2 separate regions of the Homo sapiens genome follow, and region 1 is linked to region 2. The links are chromatin contacts, found by Hi-C or POLR2A ChIA-PET in ENCODE. All regions are on one chromosome and are shown on one strand. Each heading gives the region's core, a stretch centred on a gene start or an enhancer-like site at or near the end of the contact. The rest is flanking DNA. Distances are from core to core; before and after follow the strand shown. Region 1 holds the start of DAO (D-amino acid oxidase). Region 2 overlaps SSH1 (slingshot protein phosphatase 1).

The links. A loop is a pair of places that touch in the nucleus more often than their neighbours do. ChIA-PET counts read pairs that join two places held with the same protein, here RNA polymerase II (POLR2A). Pooled maps may share reads with other maps.
Region 1: a pooled map of psoas muscle shows a loop between it and region 2 (5-fold over the local background). The contact joins the promoter of DAO here to the enhancer-like site in region 2. A Hi-C loop is called at or near these places in 1 of 37 single-sample maps with no recorded cell type and 9 of 50 pooled maps. POLR2A ChIA-PET finds 5 or more read pairs at or near these places in 5 of 52 experiments (H1, HEK293, OCI-LY7 and 2 more).

What each region holds. Positions count from the first base shown.
Region 1 is chr12:108,877,271-108,883,585 of GRCh38, forward strand. It overlaps DAO (D-amino acid oxidase), which reads left to right and starts at 2,822. Exons shown (of 11, transcript NM_001917.5): 1 at 2,822-2,954. RefSeq lists an enhancer at 2,582-3,199.
Region 2 is chr12:108,813,154-108,818,891 of GRCh38, forward strand. It overlaps SSH1 (slingshot protein phosphatase 1), which reads right to left. Exons shown (of 15, transcript NM_018984.4): 4 at 5,096-5,160; 5 at 3,885-4,006. LOC101929204 (a long non-coding RNA gene) reads left to right here. Exons shown (of 4, transcript XR_945329.3): 4 at 1,213-3,192. Among named protein-coding and RNA genes, the nearest start is that of MIR619, 21 kb to the right of the region's middle. RefSeq lists an enhancer at 1,038-1,641. Within about 2 kb of position 1,323, at least 3 of the 41 ENCODE cell types and tissues checked have a DNase peak (open chromatin) inside an H3K27ac peak, as active enhancers do.

The DNA.
Region 1 (6,315 bases), core at 1,572-4,071, 66 kb after region 2:
AAGTCTCCACCCCAAAGTGAACATGGGTTGTATGTTACATGCACATTTGTTCATACACATGTGTTGGGGCCACCTTCATAAATATTCATAGCTTCTCCTGTAACCTGCTGGATATATCATTCAGCCAACCCCTTCAGCACAAAGCTCCTAACCCAACCCCTCCTCCTTCAAAGTGCCCGTCTCTGTTCTTGGTAGGAGGCATACTTCCCAGGCCATGGACTGGTCACCTTGTGGGCTATAACCCCTTATAAGAAATAAGATTTCTTCTCCTCTCTGAATTTACACATTTGTGATTTTTTTTTTTTTTTTTTTTTTAGTTAACAGGGGCTATGAACATTCTTACAGAAGCCTTTTGATTGATGTGTGTTTTCATTTATCTTGGGTATATATATAGGCGTGGGCATGATAGATATTAGGATAGCCATCTTTAACTTCAGTGGATGCTGGAGCAAGTTTCTGAATTTCAACTCTGAAGTGGGGATGATAATAACAGCACCTGCCTTACAGGGCTGTTTCGAGATTCAAAGAGAAAATCTGGGTAAGGCAGGGTGCGGTGGCTCACGCCTATAATCCCACCACTTTGGGAGGCCAAGGTGGGCAGATCACCTGAGGTCAGGAGTTCAAGACCAGCCTGGCCAACATGGTGAAACCCTGTCTCTACTAAAAATAGAAAAACAATGAGCCAGGTGAGGTGGTATGTGCCTGTAAACCCAGCCACTCGGGAGTCTGAGGCAGGAGAATTGCTTGAATCTGGGAGGCAGATGTTGCAGTGAGTTGAGATGGCACCACTGCACTCCAGCCTGGGCGACAGAGTGAGACTCTGTCTCAGAAAAAAATAAAAAAGAAAAAAAGAAAATCCAGGTATTTAGAATTGGTACACCGCAATTTACAAAACGTAAATTATTGCTGTGATGGCAGTGGGGAGCATGAAGATATTGGACTAACTTTTATGAATGTTCAAGTGCTCCCATGATGAATTAAACACACAGGGAACTTTATAAGGGCCATATGTTATATAAGTGATACATGACTATTGTATTAAAATTCAAACTAGTTAGATATAAAGTAAAAAGTGGGTTTCACCCTATCCATTTTTTATTATTGAAGAAAAAAAAATATGTCATAGCGTGGTGGCTTATGCCTGTAATCCCAACCCTTTGGGAGGTCGGGGTGGGATGATTGCTTGAGGCCAGGAGTTTGAGACCAGCTTGGGCAAAATAGCAAGACCCTGTCTTTACAAAAAGTAAGTAATTTGGCTGGGTGTTATGGCATGCATCTGTAGTCCTGGCTAGGCTGAAGCAGAAGGATTGCTTGAGCGCAGGAGTTCAAGGCGCCACTGCACTCTGGCCTGGGTGACAGAGTGAGATCCTCTCTCTCTCTCTCTCTCTTTTTTTTTTTTTTTTTTTTGTTTTTTGAGACTGGGTCTCACTCTGTCACCCAGGCTAGAGTGCAGTGGCTTGATCTTGGTTCACTGCAAGCTCCGCCTCCCAGTTCAAGTGATTCTCTTGCCTCAGCCTCCCGAGTAGCTGAGATTACGGACATGTGCCACCACGGCCGGCTAATTTTTGTATTTTTAGTAGAGATAGGGTTTCACCAACATGTTAGCCAGGCTGGTCTCAAACGCCTAACCTCAAGTGATCCATCCACCTCGGCCTCCCAAAGTGCTGCGATTACAGGCAAGAGCCACTGCGCCTGGCCTGACCCTGTCTGTTATCTTTTCTTTTTCTTTTTTTTTGTTTTCTTTTTTTTTTTTAGACAGAGTATCGCTCTGTAGCCCAGGCTGGAGTGTGCAGTGGTGCCATCTTGGCTCACTGCTACCTCCACCCACCAGGTTCAAGCAATTCTCCTGCCTCAGCCTCCTGTGTAGCCAGGATTACAGGCACACCCCACCACTCCTGGCTGATTTTTTGTAATTTTAGTAGAGACGGGGTTTCGCCATGTTGGCCAGGCTGGTCTCGAACTCCTGACCTCAGGTGATCCACCCACCATGGCCTCCCAAAGTGTCAGAATTACAGGTGTGAGGCACTGTGCCCAGCCGACCCTCTTTTAAAAAAGGAAAAAATACTATGCAGTGAGTATTTTGCATGCATTTTCTTATTTCATCTTCGTCTTTTTATTTGATGATACTAAAGGCAGGTGTTAGAGGCTGGATTGCTAAAGCTGACCCAAAGAATGCCTCCCTCAGGGCTGGTTGGTCCCTCTCTCTCAGGCCTCAGTCTTCCCATCTGTACAGTGAGGTGCCTGCAGATCTCTGGGCTCTAAAAATCACAGCTCCATGTTTATCCCTGGCAGAGGAAGGGCCTGGAGTCCTGCTGCTTGCGTCTCTGGGATACGGGAGCAAAGAGCCACGCATCCTCATGGCCCACACAGGCGTCACCTCCAGTCTCTCCTTGGCCTCATCTCCCCAGCGTCCTGGAATGGCATCGGGCTGGCCCAGGGAGCCCCTGTCCTGTGCCTCTCCTTTCCCCTCAGGGGCTGCCAGGCTGACCACCCCCACCGCAGGCCAGGCCTACAGTGCCCCATGGAACGTCCTGACCCTCCCCCAGGGTGGCAGCAGGAAGAAGGAAGAAAGGGGATCCTCTCCAGCTGGCCAGAGAGACAGACCTTCTTGTGCTCATCAACCCTCCAAGAATGCCTGCCCTCCCTCCTTCCCCCAAGGCCTGTCCACAGGGGCTTGAGATCAGCCAGAAAAGTCAGGCAACTTTTCAGGGACTGGGAGCGAGGTCTCCCGGCCGGGCCTGGGTCCAGTCTCTGTGGGCAGTGCAGTGCCGAGCCCCACCCCTCAAGCCGTGCCCTGTCCATAGCTCCAGACTTTGACCCTGCACTCCAGTCCGGGCTGGCGGACAGAGGGCTGGAAACAAGACGCTCCAGAATCAGGAGCTTCCCCTCAGGAAATAGCATCCTGTGTCCCCGCACTGCAGTTGTCTGGTCTCTCCAGCAGTTTGGTACTTCCGGTGAGTGGCAGATGCACCTTTGAGCTGGGGACAGGGGTTGGGAGAGGGGAGAGGCAAAGGATTTCATGTCCTCCCAATGTCAAAGACAGGGCTCAACATTACAGCCTAAGGCAGGTGACAGGAAAGGAGAGATCCAGCCTCTCAAACATCCAGCAGAGAGACCATAGGTAAGTGATTTTTCCCTCCCCAAGCCTCAGTTTCTTCACCTGGAACATGGGGATCATAACTCCCCTCTTACAGCGTGAGTCTGAGTGTTAAAAGAGGTGGTGCATGTAAAGTGCTTAGAGCAGATCTAGGCACATAGCAAGTACTCAAATGGTAGTTATTATTATTTTTGGTGGGGGAGTTGGTAGGCTGGTTCTCAAACTTTTATAGCTTCTGTTCCATTTCAAGGATAAACTCTGCAAATAACTTCATGAGAAGTAGCCGTGTGGTGCAACCAGGGAGAACTAATTATGTTCATTCAAATGCCTCATCTCTGGCTTACTGATTTTTTTTTTTAAAAAGAAGTCTTTCATATTCTTTGCTATGGGCACATAGCAATCAAAGGCATCAGCTGTCTCAGATTGCCTTCTAGGGGACAAGGGAGGTCCTAGGCAGATAAATGCAAGACTGAAAGACAAGCAGAAAGCATCAAGTGGCAACTGCATGCCAACTGCCTAAATATTTTTTTGGAGCAGTGCAGAAAGCGCCGATAGAACTGGGTCTAGGTCCGAATGCTGTCCCATACTGACTGCGTAACCTTGGGTGGGTGACTTCTCCTCCCTAAACCTCAGTCCCAGCCTCCAGAATGAGGGCGGTAACCTTCCCTACTTCCTAGAGCAGTTGAGAGGATTGAGAGGATTATGTCGGTACTGCATCTACAGGTGTCTGGCAAGTGGCAGAGACCAAAATACATTGGTTCCCTTCCTGCTCCACACTTACACAGACATTCTAATCACACACACACACACACACACACACACACACACACAAATATAATAATCCCAGCTGTTTGCATCTTCTGGGATACATACTCCAAGCTTGCTGGGTTGAAGTAATGATGTAAAACAGAGGAGAACGGCAACACTAATAAAAACATCAGCAACAACACGAAAATGTCCAACCGAATAACTGAGCTGGGTGCGTTTAAGTCCAAAAGCTCATTACCTACACGCATGAATGATTTTACCTAAGGCTGGATCTGCCACATCTGACAATCTGTCTCTGGCTTGTCATGAGGACCTCATGCATTTATTTTGTATTTTAAAACACACACACACACACACACACACACACACACACACGTTGCTATAATCAGTGTCAACTTTGACTCATATCTTGAATTTTTTTAAAAAAAGATAATTGACTTAGGACTCACACTTTTTTCCTTTTAAATTTTTTTTTTTTTTTTTTTTTTGACAGAGTTTCACTCTTGTCACCTGGGCTGGAGTGCAATGGCATGATTTCTGCCCACTGCAATCTCCACCTCCCAGGTTCAAGGGATTCTCCTGCCTCGGCCTCCCGAGTAGCTGGAATTTCAGGCGTGCACCACCATGCCAAGCTAATTTTTTTGTATTTTTGTAGAGACAGGGTTTCACCATATTGGCCAGGCTGGTCTTGAACTCCCGACCTCAAGTGATCTGCCAGCCTCGACCTCCCAAAGTGCTGGAATTAAAGACGTGAGCCACTGTGCCCGGCCTTTTTGATTTTCCATTCTATTCCTACCAACACTCTAAAAATTCCTACAGGCATTTTATTTTATTTTATTTTATCTTATTTTATATTATATTTTATGTTTGAAATGCAGGACTCTGAAGCTTCAGCTGTTCCTATTTACCGGCTTGATTCTCAGATTTTTCAAACCATGTGATTTACTGGCAAGCATGGCATTTAAGCACCTAGGCTTATGAGTCAGGCTGGCCTGGGCTCTGCCTCTCACCACCTGGGTGTCCAGGAGCTGATATTCCAGTGAGGAGACAATAAGGCAAGGAGCTTTGTCAGCTCTCATAAAAGTTTATAGATGAGGTCGGGCATGGTGGCTCACGCCTGTAATCCTAGCACTTTGAGAGTCTGAGGCCAGCAAATCACCTGAGGTCAGAAGTTTGAGACCAGCCTGGCCAACATGGTGAAACCTTGTCTCTACTAAAAATACAAAAATTAGCCAGGCATGTTGGTGCATGCCTGTAATCCCAGCTACTCAGGAGGCTGAGGCAGGAGAATCACCTGAACCCGGGAGGCAGAGTCTGCAGTGAGCCAAGATTGTACCATTGCACTCCAGCCTGGGCGACAAGAGTGAAACTCTGTCTCGAAAAAATAAAGTTTATAGATGAGGAAACTGAGGTTCGATTAGGATTAACCAACTCATCCTGGTTTGCCTGGGACTCTGATGCACTGACTTTTAGTCTGAAAGTCTGCATCCTGGGAGGACCCTCAGCCCTGGGCAAGCTGGGGAGGTTGGTCACCCTCACTCAGTCAAGTTGAGCAACTTGCCCAGGGTTACATGGCTGGTGTGTGCCCAAGTCAGGCTGCGAACCTGGGTCTGTCTGACTCTCAGCCTGGGCCATACTGTCTCTTAGATTCTTCATGGAGAATTAGGAAAAATACAGAAAGCCCTTTATTCCTCTGCCTTCTCATTGTTAACATATAAAAATGGTCAAGCGGGCGGGTGCAGTGGCACACACCTGAAAGCCCAGCGCTTTGGGAGGCTGAGGGGGGAGGATTGCTTGAGCCTAGGAATTGGAGGTGGCAGTGAGCTATGATTGTGCCACTGCACTCCAGCCTGGGTGACAGAGTGAGACCTTGTCTCTTAAAAAAAAGAAAAAGAGTGGTCAGCTCTCCGGAAATTATGCAGACAGTCAAAAAGCCCAGAGAGGGGAATTAACTTAGCCAAGGTCGCACAGCAAGGCAGAAGTGAAGCCAGGTCTGACTCTGCCTTTCTCTTCTCCTCTTTTTTTTTTTGAGGCAGAATTTCGCTCTGTTGCCCAGACTGGAATGCAGTGGTGCGAACTCGACTCGCTGCAACCTCTGCTGCCCAGGTTCAAGCGATTCTCCTGCCTCAGCCTCCCGAGTAGCTGGGATTACAGGCGCCTGCCACCGCGCCTGGCTAATTTTTGTAGTTTTCAGTAGAGATGGGGTTTCACCATCTTGGCCAGACTGGTCTTGAAGTCCTGACCTCGTGATCCACCCGCCTCGGCCTCCCGAGGTATTGGGATTACAGGCGTAAGCCACTGCAGCTGGTCCTCCCTCTCTCCTTTTGTTCCTGCAATGTCTTTGTTCTATGTGATTTTTCAAAATGCTAGGAGACAGGAAGGAGGCTGCTGTGTGTTGAGGGCCTACTCTGTGCCAGGCGTGGTACCAAGAACTTTTGCTAAACTTCTTA
Region 2 (5,738 bases), core at 73-2,572:
ACATAGTAAGGGAAGCTGAATCTTTTTAGAGGAAGAGTGACCCCAAAGGATAAAGTGGGTGGGAGCAATTGCAGAAGAAGAAAGCAGGCTCCAAGTTCCTAGGGCCTGTATGGCGGGAACAGAGAAGCCAGATGGGTCTGGAGGTCCAGGCAGGAGACCAGCCTGTTCCAAGACCCCATCGTGGAGTCCTTCACCAATGGCAAAACACTGATGTGTGGATGGTGGTGTACACTCATGGCATTCAAAATGTTCCCAATCCGAATCGAAAACATAATCCTGCTCGGGTGTGGTGGCTCATACCTGTAATCCCAGCACTTTGGGAGGTGGAGACAAGAGGACTGCTTGAGCCCAGGAGTTTGAGACCAGCCTGGGCAATAGTGATTTTTTTAAAAATTATATATAAAAAAAAATTAGCTGGGAATGGTGGCATGTGCCTGTGGCCTCGGCTACTCAGGGGGCTGAGGTAGGAGAAATGATTGATTCTGGGAGGTTGAGGCTGCAATGAGCCTTGATTTCACCACTCCAGCCTGGGTGACAGAGCGAGATCCTGTCTCCAAATTAAAAAAAAAAAAAAAAAAGGAAGGAAAGGGAAGGGGAGGGGAGGGGAGGGGAGGGGAAGGGAAGGGAAGGGGAAGGGAAGGTGAAAGGGAAGGGAAGCGAAGGGGAAGGGGATAGGGAAAACAGGAAAAGAAAGAAGAGAAGAGAATAGAATCCACGATTGAACCCTAAGGTGGCATGGCTGCTCTGGTCTTCCCAGGATGCGTATGCAGATATAAGACTCTGAGTGAGGCCGGGTACAGTGGCTCACGCCTGTAATCCCAGCACTATGGGAGGCCGAGGAGGGTGGATCACTTGAGGTCAGTAGTTCGAGACCAGCCTGGCTAACATGGTGAAACCCTGTCTCTACTAAAAATACAAAAACTTTCCAGGCATGGTGGTGCATGCCTGTAATCCCAGCTACTCAGGAGACTGAGGCAGGAGAATCGCTTGAACGCGGGAGGCAGAGGTTGCAGTGAGCCAAGATCGTGCCACTACACTCCAGCCTGGGTGATAGAGTGAGACCCCATCTTAAAAACAAAAACAAAAACTTTGAGAGTGCGCAAGCCTGCTGCAGGAGCCGCCATTCCAATGCTGCCTTCTGGAGAAGCGTTGGACTCTTATGAAGATGCCCTTTGGGGGTAATGCTTGTCTCTTCCTTTTTTTTTTTGGCAGGGGGAATAAAAAAATAAAATCCCAAGGAAGGAATTTAGAAAAAACAAGTACATTGCTCCCTCAGCAGGCCAAAGGCTTCTGGCGGGGACCTGGACTTTTTTTCAAGCCAGGAAGGAAGACAACAGCCTGGTGCCCGGGCAATGTGGGAGCTGCAGGAGAAGGCCCAGTTCCCAGCCCCCGGGATTCCCTGGGCACAGAAGGCAGCTGTGTCAGGCCCAGCGACAGGAAAGACTGCTTAGTTCCGGTTCCCATCAGGCCCCTGCTCATCTTGGGTGGCCTCTCAACCGCCCTCTCCAACCTCAGAGACCTGCCCTGGCCTTGGGGTCGGTGCCCACAGGTGGGCCGTGGCTCCTGCTCAGAGGGTGCAGAGACTCGAACTTGAGGGAAGAGCATGCAGGAGAGGCGAGGGAACCACAGGGAGAGGGACCTGGGAGAACTGAAGTCGGGGTGCCGAGGGGAGGCAAAGGGAGGAGAGGGTGGGAAGGAAGAGCGCCATGGGGGCGGTGCGGACGAGCGCACGGGCCAGTCTCCTCCAGCCAGGCAGCAGCGGAGTGGGATGCGCATGTGGGCATCTAAGGCATGCCCGTGACTGCTGGCCTGTGAGCTCTGTGAGACTGTAGGTGTGTCTGCCGTGCTCCCTGATGTGGCCCCAGCACCTGGCGGGGCGCCCGGCACAGGGAAAGAGCTAGCAAGTCCATACATGATAAACCTAGGAGTGAATGAATGAGCAAGGTGGTGTACAGGAAGAGAGCTGCAGCCTGCTGGGAAAGAATGAGTGGCATCTACTCATTCAGCAGGTCGACAGGAAAAGCCCTGCCTCCAAGTCCCAGCCCGGCCACTAACCGGGATGACCCTGGGGTAATCACTGCAGCCTCGTGAGCTTCTGACTGTCATGTGTAAAATCTGAGGTAGCACTACCCACCCCAGGGGGATGAAGGGGTTAAATGAGATGTTCACAGAGGCATTTTGTAGGTGTGCTGTACTCTACAGTCAGGAGGACTGGGCTTCCACACTGCTCCCACGGTTAGGATCAAGACATTGGGCACAGGCCATGGGAGGCCGATTTCCGTTCGGGATCAGAAAGCATTATTGGAACAGGCCACACTTGCGAGGGAAGTCCCTGCCTCAGAAAGATTCAGAAAAGCTAGACAGTCACTGGAAGAACAATTACAACCGCAAGACGGTCAAACACTAAACACCGCTATGCCTCAGAACCGTACAGATAATGGCCAAATAGATGGGGCTCTGGGCATTTCTGAGAGCACCTGCCTGGTGGCACCCCATCCTAATGGACCATGCCCTCCAGTCTCCAAGTGGCTCTTCAGAGCTCACATCCGAACACCTCCTATGCTACAGGTTCTTCTAGCCCCAGGTTCCCAACCACCCCAAGGCCACAGAGGCCAGCCCCAACTCCATCTTCTACATGTGTCACAGGAAACTTTCTCATAGTGCTATTTATTATGTACTGCGGGGGTGGGGGCCATGTCATAAAAGAAATGTCCTCCCTTTTTTATTCATCTCCTTCTAACAAGCATCAAAGTCTCAGTCGCTAGCATGTGACTTACAGAAGCTCTCATGGGAACAAGACAAGACCATACTGTTACCGTGACACTCACGGCCTCCCTGACTGGTTTCTGCTGTTGATTCTGCCTCAAATGCTCCTCAAATGCACCTTGCTGCTCCGCCTCCACCCTAGAGCTCGCCTGACTGCCCACTTGCCCGTTAAGAGTCGGCTTAGGCTTCACTCCTGCCAGAAAGGTCCTGCCAGGTGCTCTCAACAGTCACCCCCTCCTGTGGTCTCACAAAACCCCAGCACCTCTCGGTCACTCTCTCCCTCCTATCTGGTTGTGACTGTCTTCCATGCTCACTTAGAAGCTCTCTGAGGCCAAGAACTGTGTGTACTGTTGCTTCTTTGTTTACCTGGGCCTAGCCCATTGCCTCATACACAGGAGAATGCAAATAAATCATATGCTTAATGAATGAGTCGATGAATGAATGATGAATAAAGGGAATCTAATCTAGTTTTAACAAATCCAGGTTTTGCAATGATCTCACAGGCATTCATTTATCTTGTGATGTCAGGGGAGTGACTCCACCCTCATTTCACACGCATCTTGGGGTCAATGCTCTAACTTACTTGGCCTCCAGTTAGTGGGAAATTACAAGCTACACTTCAAGCCTCTGACTAGGACCTGCCATGAAGTACTTGGGAATCAGTGGAGTATCACTGTGGGGTGAGGTGTCTGAGGCGAGGCCCACCAATCTCCATACTTCTCCCCGGGCCCCTCTGCCTGAGAGGGTCTCCCTGCTTCCCTTGGCAGACTCTGGTTTGGCCTTCTGGGTTCGGCGTTGTTGTCACCTCCTTCAGGAAGCATTTCTGGCTAAGGTGCCCCACTCTATAGCAGCTGGTGTAAAACCTCTCTAAGCAAACAGCATAACTTTCTGTCCTCTCAATTGACTGAGTTCTGAGAGCACAGCCTGGAGCTGGCACGGTGCCTGGCACAGAGAGCTGAAATGGCACACCCTAGTGTTCCCAGTGGCTCGACTCCCCAGGCTCTCCATCAGGACGCAGCCCTCTCCCACCTCTGATGGATATGGGACCATGGAATGCTTTGTCCAGCAGCAACTCTTGCCTCCCTCACAGAAGGGAACACCTAGCCCATCAGACTCACCTTTCCTTACTGGAAAAGTCCACTCCCAGCAAGATATTCTCCTCGGTGTCCTGGCGCCCGCTGCTGTACACCACCACCATGTACCGGACCCGGTCCGCCCAGGCGCTCTCCAGGCGCACTGCCTGGAACAGGGCAGACATGCTCTCACTAACCTGCCTTTGGAGGTGGTGCCTCCCTCCCATCTCCAATGCAAGATCAACACTTTCAGTGTTCTACCTTTCCCTCTGGGAGTTAAAAATGAAGAGAAAATTCTTGGCTGGGCATGGTGGTTCAGGCCTGTAATCCCAGCACTTTGGGAGGCCAAGGTAGGCAGATCACTTGAGGTCAGGAGTTCGAGACCAGCCTGGCCAACATGGCAAAACCCCATCTCTTACTAAAAATACAAAAATTAGCTGGGCATGGTGGCGTGCGCCTGTAATCCCAGCTACTCAGGGGACTGAGGCACGAGAATCTCTTGAACCCGGGAAGCGGAGGTTGCAGTGAGCTGAGATCATGCCACCACATGCCAGCCAGAGCGACAGAGTGAGATTCTGTCTCAAACAACAACAACACAACAAAACACAAAGCGGAAGTTCTTGACAGCAGGAACCAGGCCTCGTTTCTCTCTGTAGCACCAGGGACGCCGCCTGGCTCAGAGGAATCACCCAAAATGCAAGAAATCAGTGAACACATGAAATCCAAAGAAAGTTCGTATTTAGCTTATTTAACTGCCGTGGAGACCTGTTTCATCCCTCCTCCCGCCCCTCTGGGGAACTGAGGAGTCAACCTGGCTTTGGCTTTAGTGCACAATTTGAGAATTTGTTGTAACCTAAAAGCTTTTCCCCTTATCATTCACGAATGGTTCCCCACCAGGTTTCACAATTAAAAATTAAAACTTGCTGGCTGGGCACGGTGGCTTACACCTATAACTCCAGGACTTTGGGAGGCAGAGGCAGGAGAATCATTTGAGGCCAGGAGTTCAAGACCAGCCTGGGCAAAATAGCAAGACCCCATATCCACAAAATTTTTTTAAAAATAAGGCAGGGTGGTACACACTTGTAGTCCCAGCTATCCAGGAGGCTGAGGTGGGAAGATTGCTTGAACCCAGGAGTTTGAGGCTGTAGTGAGCTAAGATCATGCCACTGCACTCCAGCCTGGGCAACAGAGCAAGACCCTCATCTCACAAAAATTAAAAAAAAATTTTTTAACTTGACATTCTCACTGCTTCTTACCAGCTTGATTCTGTCTTCGCAACGCAGAAGGTTGATCATCACCTGAAGATGTTGAGGCAGATCACCTGTTGGACCAATAAAGAAAGCTTTAAAAGGTCTCTTACCTACTCTCTAGGAAAAAAAACCTCTGAAAGGCTGACTTTGAGGGCTTGGAAAAAGATTGAGAAGTTAAAATTTGTCTACCTACACCACAGGAGAATCACCACAAAAACTTCAAGTCTGAATTTCTCTTACACCACTCTGAATACTGTGCGACGTGGATGGGTGACATGGAGCTTACTGTCATGTTGTTAAAAGTTGCTCTTATTTCCTGAAATACATACAGTATAGGTTTCCAAATACAAAATGTGAAAAATACAGGCAAGCCTAGAGAAAAATGTTATTTCATTCAAGCCAATGTTACTCGGCAGGTTGGGGTGCCTAGAAACGACAGCTGTGGCTGGAAGTAAGGCATTTGCTAAGAGTTAATCATTAGAGAAAAAGGACAGAGCATCACGTTTCCTCTTCAAACAACTTCTTCTTCTATACAGAGTCTCGCACTGTCACCCAGGCTGGAGTGCAGTGGTACGATCTCAGCTCACTGCAACCTCCGCCTCCTGGATTCAACAGATTCTTCTGCTTCAGCCTCCTAAGTAGCTGGGAT